Linked DNA regions of Homo sapiens: region 1 is linked to region 2. A link is a contact called in ENCODE Hi-C data. All regions are on one chromosome and are shown on one strand. Each heading gives the region's core, a stretch centred on a gene start or an enhancer-like site at or near the end of the contact. The rest is flanking DNA. Distances are from core to core; before and after follow the strand shown. Region 1 overlaps NIN (ninein). Region 2 overlaps MAP4K5 (mitogen-activated protein kinase kinase kinase kinase 5).

The links. A loop is a pair of places that touch in the nucleus more often than their neighbours do. Pooled maps may share reads with other maps.
Region 1: a loop to region 2 is called in a map of PC-9, with 4 times the contacts of the local background. The contact joins two enhancer-like sites. A Hi-C loop is called at or near these places in 2 of 168 maps with a recorded cell type or tissue (PC-3 and PC-9) and 2 of 50 pooled maps.

What each region holds. Positions count from the first base shown.
Region 1 is chr14:50,770,300-50,775,894 of GRCh38, forward strand. It overlaps NIN (ninein), which reads right to left. Exons shown (of 31, transcript NM_020921.4): 8 at 2,650-2,796; 9 at 2,002-2,169; 10 at 1,033-1,169; 11 at 553-693; 12 at 89-263. Among named protein-coding and RNA genes, the nearest start is that of NIN, 58 kb to the right of the region's middle. Within about 2 kb of position 3,517, at least 7 of the 41 ENCODE cell types and tissues checked have a DNase peak (open chromatin) inside an H3K27ac peak, as active enhancers do.
Region 2 is chr14:50,443,056-50,449,239 of GRCh38, forward strand. It overlaps MAP4K5 (mitogen-activated protein kinase kinase kinase kinase 5), which reads right to left. Exons shown (of 33, transcript NM_006575.6): 15 at 5,719-5,777; 16 at 4,359-4,426; 17 at 3,024-3,066; 18 at 1,986-2,139; 19 at 884-981; 20 at 674-715. Among named protein-coding and RNA genes, the nearest start is that of CDKL1, 49 kb to the left of the region's middle. Within about 2 kb of position 4,601, at least 4 of the 41 ENCODE cell types and tissues checked have a DNase peak (open chromatin) inside an H3K27ac peak, as active enhancers do.

The sequences.
Region 1 (5,595 bases), core at 2,267-4,766, 330 kb after region 2:
TGTGCAAACATGCCCACTTCCAAAGCTGTAGTTTTCCACGTGGTGTTCCCGGCAGGGACGCAGACCACAGAACTAATAAGATGATTACCTTTAAAGAGAGGGCAAGGCGGTCCCGGATATAGTTCTCTTCTGTTTTTGCCTTTTCAATTTCCTGTTCAAGTTCTAAACGCTGCTTGCCTGCCTGCTGCAGGATCTGCTCTCTCTCTTTTCGGAGTTCATTTTTTAAGGCTGCTATTCGCTCCTTGTACTCTTCATCCAGTTTCCTGTAACGAAGAAAAATGGACAAGCTGCCATCACGTCTTTCAGAGGTCCCAGTATCAATCTACCAAAAATGGAAACACAGAGGCACAGAGATGAAAAGCACCTGGATAAAATATCTAGTGTACCCTGCTTTCCCTTAGGGCTTGACCACATCTGAGTCACTCCAGCAAGGTGTGGCCAACAGGCTGACCAGAAGAGTCCCCAGTGCACTGTTCTGCCCCTGCAGCTGCAGGCGCCACTGCCCTGGGCCAGGGTGGTGGGTGAGGAGGAGCCTCACTCTGCTGGCCTCACCTGAGGTTGTACTCATTCCGCCGCTCTATGGCCGCATGGTGATCATCCACCTCCGAGGCCATTAAAGACTTGAGCTTCTCGGCCTTGTCCAGATCTGACCGTAGCTTCTCTTTTTCTCTGACCACCTGATCAACTCGTTCCCTAGGATCAGAAGTACACTGAGTTAATGGGAAACTGTTTCTAAGCAACAAGTAGACCCAGAAAAGCTCTCATCTGGCTTGCATCAATACAGAAGCAAAACCAAGACAACCAAAACCCTCCCAAAGCAAAAAGGCACTCCACCCTTCCCTTCAAAAGCCTACATGTCAATCTAAGTTCTCCTTAATTTTCCTATACTTTAAGGAAGATGTGTGCAGCAGTTGGATAGAAGATGAGCAACATTTGCATACAGAATAGAAGGATGTCCATCCAAGGCATCCGAATGACTTGCTGGACAAGTAGGAAAGGGAATGGGGCAGGCGAACCTTCTGCTCAACTCACAACAAATGCCGGATTTCAGCCTTAAAGCTGGCCAGAGCCGCCTGGTGAATGCTGTTCTTGGTAACCAAAAGTTCATTTTCAAGGGCCAGTGTTAATTCTGTCAAATTGATGTTTCCATCGAGGCTGAAATCCAAGGCCTAGAAATCAGAGCAAGGCGTAAATTCAAAAACAAATCACTCATTCCATCCTCTGAAAGCAGAAAATGTGAAGGCTATACAAACTCTGAGAGCTGACAATGATCTAGCAATTAGACAATTCCATTGCTTTGGTGATTGCTTAGGAACAGCCATCAGTCTAGAACACAGTTAAGTTTTCTCTAAGGAAAGCATAACATGGTTATTTGTGTTAAAAAGAAAAAAAAAAAATTATCTTGGCCAGGTGCAGTGGCTCACGCCCGTAATCCCAGCACTTTGGGAGGCCGAGGCATGCGGATCATTTGAGGTCAGGAGCTCAAGACCATCCTGGCCAACACGGTGAAACCCTGTCTCTACTAAAAATACAAAAATAGCCGGGCATGGTGGTGTGCGCCTGTAGTCCCAGCTACTTGGGAGGCAGAGGCAGGAGAATCTCTTGAACCCCAGGAGGCGGAGGTTGCAGTGAGCCGAGATCACACCGTTATACTCCAGTCCAGGTGATAAAACGAGACTCCGTCTCAAAAAAAAAACAAACAACAAAAAACAAAAAAAAAACACAACAACAACAACAACAACACTATCTGGCCCTGTAAATAAACACAATTGTAAGAGTATTTCTCATGTCAATAATCTGGGGGTTAAAAACACGGAAAGTACTTAACAAAAGGCTCCTGGTTAAAAGGGCTAAAAAAAAAGTTACCTTTTATCTTTGAGACTTTGTGAACAGAAGTACCATTAAGAAGAAAGAAAATCAAATCACAGTTTCCAAAAAATAAAATTGAAAATTTTCAACCCTTCTCCAGTTTGTCATTTTTCTCAATTTTAGCTGCCACACCTTCAGGATCTCCTGGCTGTTCTCAATGCCCTCTTCCTGCCAGGTGTCCAGTATTCTCTCCACAGATGCATGGCCCATCCCATCATCCAGGCAGGAGAAGACCCGAAAGCCAATGGTACTTGTCATTGCTGATGAGGTTGTGGTACGTCGTCCACTCTCATCGAAAGACTGGAAGGAGGAAGAGACTTGAGTAAGCCTAGCTTGATTCCAGGCATTTCAACAAGATATTGGTCAGCCCTGACCACGATGGGTAGAAGGCATGTTTCTCTAATATACAGTGCCAGGAAAAAAGTCATGCAGCCTCTCTGATCTCTGTTCCCAACTGAGTCAAGCCTACGGAGCTTATCAAAACCAACTGTTTTGGTAGAGAGTTCTATGACATAGACGAGATATGTCCCTAATTAACACCAGGTTTCTTCTGACCCAGAGCTGACATGACAAGGCATAATTAGTGGTCTTTCCACTGTAATTTACGGTCATTTCTCAAACCCAACCTTTCCTTCCTAATGGTTAAGTCTTTCTAATTCTTCTTTTGCTTCCCTCTCTTTCCTTAGTATTTTGCTTCAGACAACAGATTAATTTATTAGACATTACTTAAATGGGTTCTAACTTTTATTCACAAAGAAAGCACTTCTGCTTATTTTTTACCTGCATGGAAAGGTGCCTTTTTAGTTGTCTATATGGAGTAGATGCTGATGGTGTAAGAGATTTTCCATTTTTAAACAAACCATAGAAAAAATCTTCTACACTCATTGTACCGTCAGGATCAAGATTATGGAATACTTCCTCGAGCATCTAGAAAAGAGTCATCACATATTTTAAATACTCCATTCAAGTATACAAGGCCCAAAGTATACTTCCGGCCAGTAGTAATCAGTACCATGGTTGGTCCCAGGACTCCAGAAATATAATTATGCCCCTTTATTCTCACTTTACTGGTTTCCCTTTCCAGTAATGATATGCCCTCCTCCTTCCCACAAACTAAATAAAAGTCAATTTCCAACATCTTCATAATCTTATGCAATTTAGCAATTAACTATATTCTCTTTTACTCACACTCCTACAATAGGCAGTCTTTAATGTTGTTACACATTATTCTTACAAATTTTAAAAAATACCTAAATAATATAAAGATACAAGCTTCCCAGTGTCATAACAGTAGAAAGTGGTTGGACATCTGTTACACTTTTATACTGTGGTGACCCTCAGTGATATTTTCTTTATGTTGAATTTTTGAAATTGGTAGGCTAGCACAGCAGAATTTGGTCTGGGACAGATTACAATGATCTGATTACAATTAAGATTTGGAATCTGAAATCCATAACTTGGGGTTTAGAACCTTACTTGTAACAATACTGAGTGTGTTGGCTTTTTGCTTTAATGTTTTAGCACAGGAAAAACAAAGACTTTATGTGTGTGCAATAGAAGGGTTCCAAGACATGTAAAGGCAAGGGAGTTTTGACTGGCTAGTCCGCACCCTCTGATGGTAATCAAATAGCCCCTATCCTGTAATAGGGAAGGGGAGATTGGGCTACAGCCCCATCTAGAGGCTTGCCTGGGAATGGCTGGTTCCCTAGCTCCACAGAGGAATGGGAAGGTGAATAGAGCAACGTGGATCATTGAAGCCACAGAACGAGGAGGAAAGGCAAAGCCCTCCCACTAGCAGTCAGATTCCTCTTTATTCTGGGGTTAAAATGTTTCTATAGGAACATGCCTCCAATGTACAAAATGGAAATCTCTTGGAGAGCTTGTTAAAATGAAGACTCTAATATGGTAAGTCTGGTGGTGTGGGGATTCAGATTTCGGCATTTCTAACAAGCTCCCAGTTAAGGCCCATGCCACTGAGCAGTAAGGAGACAGAATAAGCAACAAATTGCTCTTGTTGCATTTGAGCCTACAACTGGACTCATTCTAACACAGGCCTAAATTCTCTGCAACACATTCTCAAGCTTCTAATATTCCTTTTGTAAATCTGGACTACTGCTAGGATTTATACGATCTCACTATTGTTGATTTCATTCTTCATGTAAGGGCTTGAGGCAATTCTCTCATCTCAAATGCTTTTTTTTCCCCAATTCATACCCAACAGGAAACATTAGTTTCCATTCTTGCTTTCATACGACTTCCTCTGGAGGGAACTCTGAAACAAGAAAACCATTCTAAAGAGTGGAAACGTTTGCAAGAAGCAACAATTCCTAAAAGAGGATCAAATCAATGGAAAGATATTTGGGGCAAGATTCTGAGGTTGCCAAGATCCCTTAACTTTTCTATCCTGTTCTTATCAACCAAAATAATATTTTCCTGGAGGACAAGGCTTTCAGGACCTTTGTACCAGAAATTACTGTCAAGTCCAGGTGTGTTGACTGAAGTTAACAAGGTTAAAAGTTTGGCTCTAACATTAGATCCACACTGCTTGACCTTGTGACATTAGCCAAATCAGTGCACAGCTTCCAGACTGCCTAAAGACCTCGCACCTGGAAAGTCCTTCCAGTTATTTTAGATGGTGGAGTGGGCAAGTGATGAATAGAAGAGTGTGGATTCAGAAGACGGGGCCGGGGCTAGGCAGAAAACAATGCCGGTTAAATGGCCAACTGGGGCACGCTCTACACTTTGAGCAGGAGCTGTCTCTGGAACTGTGAGGACATTCTTATTCTTACATGGACCAGGTCTTTGGATAGCTGGTTTGCTGAAGTGTAAGTTGGAAAATAATCACAAACCCAAACACTCAAAGAGGCCCGGAAGATGATGTCAACGAATGAGGCAAGATGGGTTTAAGACATCAGAAAGTAGCGAGTGCTGGGAAACTGAACACAGGAGTGCATGTCCTCTCCAAAGGGGCTGGCTGCATCTTACTGCCCATAAAATGGAGCCAAATCTTTGGAGTTTTAGAAAAATCTCCTGATTTTTTTTTTCAATGTAGCAAAAAGTTCAATTTTAAAAACACTGGGCATGACAAGTAAAATAGGCTTGGGGCCAGATTCGGCATCGGGCATGCTGGTTTGCATCTCTGCCCTGTCATTGTTCTTGCTTTCGGAAAGGAGTGTGCTAGTTACAGGCATAAGACAGTGACTCTAGTTCCCCTTCATGAAAGCAGGGAACAGCCACGATTTCACTCTCTCTACCTATAAAATGAGAGGTGACTAAATCTAAAATGGCGTTCAGTTGTAAAATTTTAGGATTCCAAGTAAATGAGATCATCTTGAACTTCCAGCTCCTCTGTGGTTTAGAGCTAGTAATACTAAGTACTATAGAATTTCACTATTTTTCTTTAGCAGGAAAAACACTAAGTAAAAGTTATATTCTATGAGCAATCCTCTACTTGTCCTCAGGCCAGAGGAAAATAACTAAATGTGCTACTTCTTTTCCTGAGCTTTGGAAACCACCACAGAAGAACATGCAGCTCTCCACAAGTAGCTACAGTTTATTCCAAGAATTGGTTTTAGATAAATAATCCAAGTTTGTGCAATATTTTTTGGCAAAAACAACCCAAGGTTCTACATATTGCACTGATTTACAATTCAGGAGAATAAATTTAATTTTATGACTTAATAGTCACCAATGAAAAATAAATTACCACTGAGCCATTACAAAGGT
Region 2 (6,184 bases), core at 3,351-5,850:
ACATACATCAATAACATAGTCTAGGAATTTTAAGTTACTACTATTTTTTAGGACTGACAATTATTAATGTGAAACAATGGATAATTTTATTCAGTAACATTATAGTGATTACAATTGCAGTATAACTCTTTAATAGTCATAAGAGACAAAAAGGTTGATATTTATATTATACATTAGACTTTCACTGAATAAAAAAGGACAATGTATAAAGCATCCCATTCATACGATTGGTTCCCATCCCATTCATGGGATCATGGGGTTCCCATTCACAGATAAGTTCCACTGACTGGCCAGGAAAATGCATTAATATAAGCTTCCCTGGTTCCTTTTAATTGTATATAGTCCAATGTGAAAATCACTTTAGAGGTAGAAAGATATTTAATCCACATCAAGAAGAGGACACAGTACTATTAATATCATCGCATTAAAATTAAATAGGCCTTTGTAGGCTAATCTGATGACTCAACTGCCAGTATTTACAAAAAGTGAAACACTGTCAATTCCAATTCACACACTCAAATTAGAATACATGATGAGATATCCAAATGCATTCAATATCTTTGTATTTTATGATATCTTAACTTTCAAAGGCTCAAGTATATTGATAGCCAATATATTGCTGCTTCTAAAGAGAGAAAAAACGGCAAATAGTTCACATAAAAATATTCCTTACCAGAACTTTTGGGGTGGGTGGAAGGCCATTGATGGCTGGTTTCTATGGGAAAAATAAAATTTACTAGTGTAAGACCTCCTAAGTCTTAAAAAGAAACTTGAGACATTTAGAACTTCTGTTACTTGAATTACTGAATTAAACAGACTATGCCCCTTGCATGATAAATATAGTATTATTTACAACTAATTGCTAAATGCCTGTTATACCTACAGGGAAGTCTCGTTTGTCCTTTTTTCGTGGTAACTGTGGTGCTTGTGCTGATCCTTCTGTATTTTCACTCATCAGTTTTGAAATACCATCACCATTTCCTAAAGAGAATCATGTTAAAAGTTGAATGACCACACAAATAAGCACTTTCCTTGAAAAATTATTTCCCCTTTCTCCCACTATTTGTCTTTCACTTGGGTGATCCTTTATTGGGGAATATTCTCTACTCTCAGGTAAGTTATCTTTGGTGTCTTTCTCTAGATTCTATAGAGGTAGCATTGCATCTTTAGCAGTGGTCTTAATCCATGTTTTTCCGTATCATGAAGAAAAAAAATCTGACCTACTGACTCTGATATGCAAGGCTTTTTATAATTGAACTTCAATCCACCTTTTCAGTTGTATCTTCCAGTATATACCCTTTAAAAGCTCACATTTCTATTATAATAGACTGCATAATTCAGATTTCCCAGCTTCAGTGCATTTCATCTACCTACTGAAGGCTCACCAAGCCCTTTAACATCCTGCAAGAAGGACCAGGTACGGTCACTCATGCCTGTAATTCCAGCACTTTGGGAGGCTGGGGCAGGCGGATCACTTGAGCCCAGGGGTCTGAGATTAGCCTGGGCAACACGGCGAAACCCCATCTCTACAGAAAAAAAAAATCCTGCAAGAGCTTAGTTTCCTTATTCCCCATCTTTATCTCCCTCAGAAATCTCTGGTCTTCTGTTACATCCAGGTAATTATTTCAGAAGACACATACATAAACTGTCTTTCCTAATGTTATGTGTATGTGGGTATACCTTCTGCTGTAGACCCTGAAGTTCTGGGGGCAGAAACATGCATTCACCCTTCTAGATCCTATAATAAATATTTAGTAAGGATTCAAATTAGGATTGAAGTGAACTGAAATCTATTTATAGCCCATCCATGCAGAATTAAAGAGCCTTTACAAAGCTTTAAGCTATAATAGGATTGACTAAATAAAAAAGATATTTTTTGAAATAGGAACAAATGACTCTCATTTCAGTTTTCACTTTGATTTATTCACCCAGATAACAATATCTAGCCATATGTACCCCATGGCTGCTAATAATGCTAGCCATACCAATAGAAGAAGTCTCTGCCACAGGCCCACAACTTGGGCTACTCTGTCTTCTGAGAATTTGGGGAGCTCTGCTTTCTGAATCAGGACAATGTTTTATGGTTGATGCTTTTTCTTCATCCGGAAAGTTGTCTTCAGGGTAACTGCTTATCCTTGGCTAGTGGTACAAAGACAAAAAAGTACTTTAACAGTTATCATTAGGCATCAGAGTCTTTAGGGAAAGGGAAATGCACCTTTTTTCATTCTTCTATACAGTTCAATTCACTGGGCTAAGTGAGCAAAGTAAGAGGTGAGTTACTGCCCAACACAACTATCAACTTGCCATGTGATTTTTAATCAGCCTTAAAACTGATAAAATTTTTATAACTAATATAATTATATAAAAATCCACAAAACAACTAGAAACAATCAAGAAAAATGACTCCACTAATATGTCAAATTGTAGTCATAAGAATGATAAATGATGAACTGTTTCCCCTCCATGTAGTCAAATATTTTCTTCAATAAGCAATAACCTGTTTTTGCCTTTTTCTTTCTTTCTTTTTTTACTGAGATGGAGTCTCGCTCTGTCACCCAGGCTGGAGTGCAGTGGCACGATCTCAGCTCACTGCAACCTCCACCTCCTGGGTTCAAGCGATTCTCATGCCTCAGCTTCCCAAGTAGCTGGGATTACAAGCATACGCCACCATGCCCAGCTAATTTTTGTATTTTTAGTAGAGAGGGTTTCACCACTTGGCCAGGCTGGTCTCAAACTCCTGATCTGAAGTGATCCACTTGCCTTTGTCTCCCGAAGTGCTGGGATTATATGCGTGAGCCACCAACCACGCCTGGCCGCCTTTTTCTAATAGCTATTAAAAATATTGTATTCCTCATGAAATCTTCTTTACTATATATTTTACACCATCATACACTTCTTTTGAAGAAAACTCTATTCATCTAAAATACATTTAAGAAAATTTTGAAAAAACTCAAAATTATTTTAAAAATTTAACTATATTATTTAAATAAGGATTTAGTGTTCAAAATCATTAAGTAGCTCACCTTAGGAGGTAGGGGAGGTGGTATTGCACGTTTTGAGGTTGATCTAATACAAAGAAGAAATGCAATTTAGATGATGATAAATGACCGTAACCGAAAACACAGATACTATTAAATATGTATTAAAATCAGTTTCTATACAGAGGATGTAAAAGACAGATCACGATGCAGAGTATAAAATCTTTAGGAAGACCTAAGACCTCACTCATATTGTCAAATTGTATGTCTATAAAATAAAGATTTTAAAAAGTGGACACAAAGTCTTATTTTACTTTTATGGTTATGCTTTGCTATATTTCTTATGTAATAAAAACTAAGTTAACTTCTTGGTTAAAAAACTGATTCAGAATTTTAGAGTTGGGACCCATAGATTCAAGTGGGTATATCATCAAACCTTTTGTTACTCAAAGTAGATCCTCAAACCAGCAGAATTGGCATCATCTGGGAACTTTTCTAAATGCACAGAATCTTCCTTTTAATAAGCTCTCCAGGTCAATAAGTTTGAGAAGCACTTATCTAGTCCACTGGTCCCACACACTTATCCACAGTCATTGCAATCAATTAGGCGGCTTTCAGGATTCTTAGATCCAGTCCCAAAGACTGTATTCTATACCAGAGGTTGGCAAACTTTTTCTATGAAGGGCCAGAGAGTAAATACTGCAGGTTTTGCAAGGCATACAGTGGTTGTAACTATGGAACTCTGCTGTTATAGTGTGAAAGCAGCCATGTACGATACATAAACTAATAAGCATAGTTATATTCTAACAAACTTATTTATGACACTGAAATTTGAATTTCATGTAATTTTCATGTGTAATAAAATATAATTATTCTTTTGATTTCTTTTCAACCATTAAAAATGTATTTACTATTCTTAGTTTGTGGGCTGCCATAGTTTGTTAACTCCAAATGTATAGGCCTAATGTGGGAACCTAGGAATCTGCATTTCTAAAGAGCTCTGTAGGCAATTGCAGTACACAGACAGGTTAGGAACAACTCATGAAGGCCAGCCCCCTCACTTAATTGTAGAGGTAACTATATTGGAGAGATGAACTGGGGCTTTTTAACTCTGTTACAGTATTTTTTCCCATGACATCATGTGACTCACCTTTCAGTATATTATCATTACATAGCATATTCTGATTAAAAACAAAAACAAATAAAAAACCTTAATGATCAATACATGATGCTTTTTGGTAAAACTCAAAAGCTTTACCTTCATTAATGGCATAACTTTTTCAAGAATGCAAATTAAAGCTTATTAGAATAAATCACATGCCCCATACTGTTCTTATGTAATCAAATAAAATATAGTTATTAAATTAGAAAACAACTTACTTGCCAGTATTTGCACCATCAACAAAAGGATTCCACTGTAACATGAAATTTGGGTCTGATGACAATCCCTGTAAAGATAAAAATATAGTTTAAAATGTTACTTTGTAACAGGTATTAACCATTTTATTTGATTCAAGAAAACATTCCAGTGTCATGATTATTAATCATCTTGGCATTCAATCAATTTTTTAATCTCTAGCTAGATTTGCTTTGTCATTTGACATATTTAGGTCAATGACTCATTATCAGTCGACCTGAACTTAAGAAATTCCATAAACATACTAAAGGTAGCTTCAAATGTGACAAACCTTCTTTATCAGTATGTGAGCATATTCCAAAGCAAACAATAAAAGAAAACAACTGAATTATCTACATCATCACTCCATTAGCATGGAAAACTAAATATCATATTACTAAACTGTCATGAATTTACTGGTGCTACTACTTTTCCCTCTTAGCATGGAAACTGGGGTTTTATCATACAGCAACATATTTACAGTAAGAAGAGCACTACTTCCAAACATTAAGGATGAACTCAATAGGCTAGGTTAGGCTAACTCTAATAATATCTTGCTTCATTACTTTTTTCTTTTTATTTATTTATTTATTTTTGAAATGGAGTCTCACACTCTGTCGCCCAGGCTGGATGGAGTGCAGTAGCTTGATCTTGGCTCACTGCAACCTCCACCTCCTGGGTTCAAGCAATTCTCCCTGCCTCAGCCTCCTGAGGAGCTGGGTTTATAGGCACATGCCACCACGCCTGGCTGATTTTTGTATTTTTAGTAAAGACAGGGTTCTGCCATGTTGGCCAGGCTGGTCTGGAACTCCTGACCTCAGGTGATCTGTCTGCCTCAGCCTCCCATAGTACTGAGATTACAGGAGTTGGCCACTGGGCCCGGCCACTTTTTTCATTTTAGATAAGGAAAGAGGTAACTAGATAGTAAATTCAAAATAGCAGCAATGGTTAAAAAAGAAACTATATTAACAAATAAAATATATTTAAAAAATAGTAAGGCAATACAGAATGTAGAATTTACTATAAAACAAACAGAATCAGTTAAAAAAAAAAAGGTCCTAAGAGCTTAAAGCTGAGAATCAAATTCTGCGTATTTAATAACATCATGTAAAACCTTCAAAAGACTAAGGAGGTTAAAATGAATGATTGAAATAGTGTATTACATCGTACTCTAGTAAAAATAAAACTAACTATAAACTTTTAAAAACTTTAATACGGGAAAAATTGTCAAAATTAATGCTTAAAAGAGTATATTACTTTGTTTTCTAATCAAAGTACAACTAACAAAAAAAAAGTTTTCTCAAATCTTAATGTGAAAATAATGCTTTAAAAATGAATTCTTACCATTTCATCTCGTGCTTCTGTTTCTTTTCTCAGAGGAGGTTCAAATTGTAATTTGTCAACTGCAAAATATATAACAGGTATGTACAAACTCAGCATCTCAAAGGGTTGATCTCAGAAATGTAATGACAAGTTTGTATATGGGGTGGGGGAGGGAGAAAGAAGAGGGGAAAGAAGACAAAAAATATGTTATTTTTTGACTACAAGAGTACCCCTTTGTTATGCTTACCAAAAGTAAATAACAAAGTGGGATCTTCCTAACATCTCTACTTAATTCTTGTTTGGAATCAGGAAATTAAACAGTTCTTTTTGTATAAAAGAGATTTTTAAAAATTCATCAAAAATAAATGACTAAGTAAAAACTTTAAGAATTTTCTCTATGCTGTAGACTCTGTTTTGAGACGGTTTAAGCTACAGCTTCATGGCAGAGATGAACTAAGAAAAACTACCTAAAAATTATCTAAAAAGA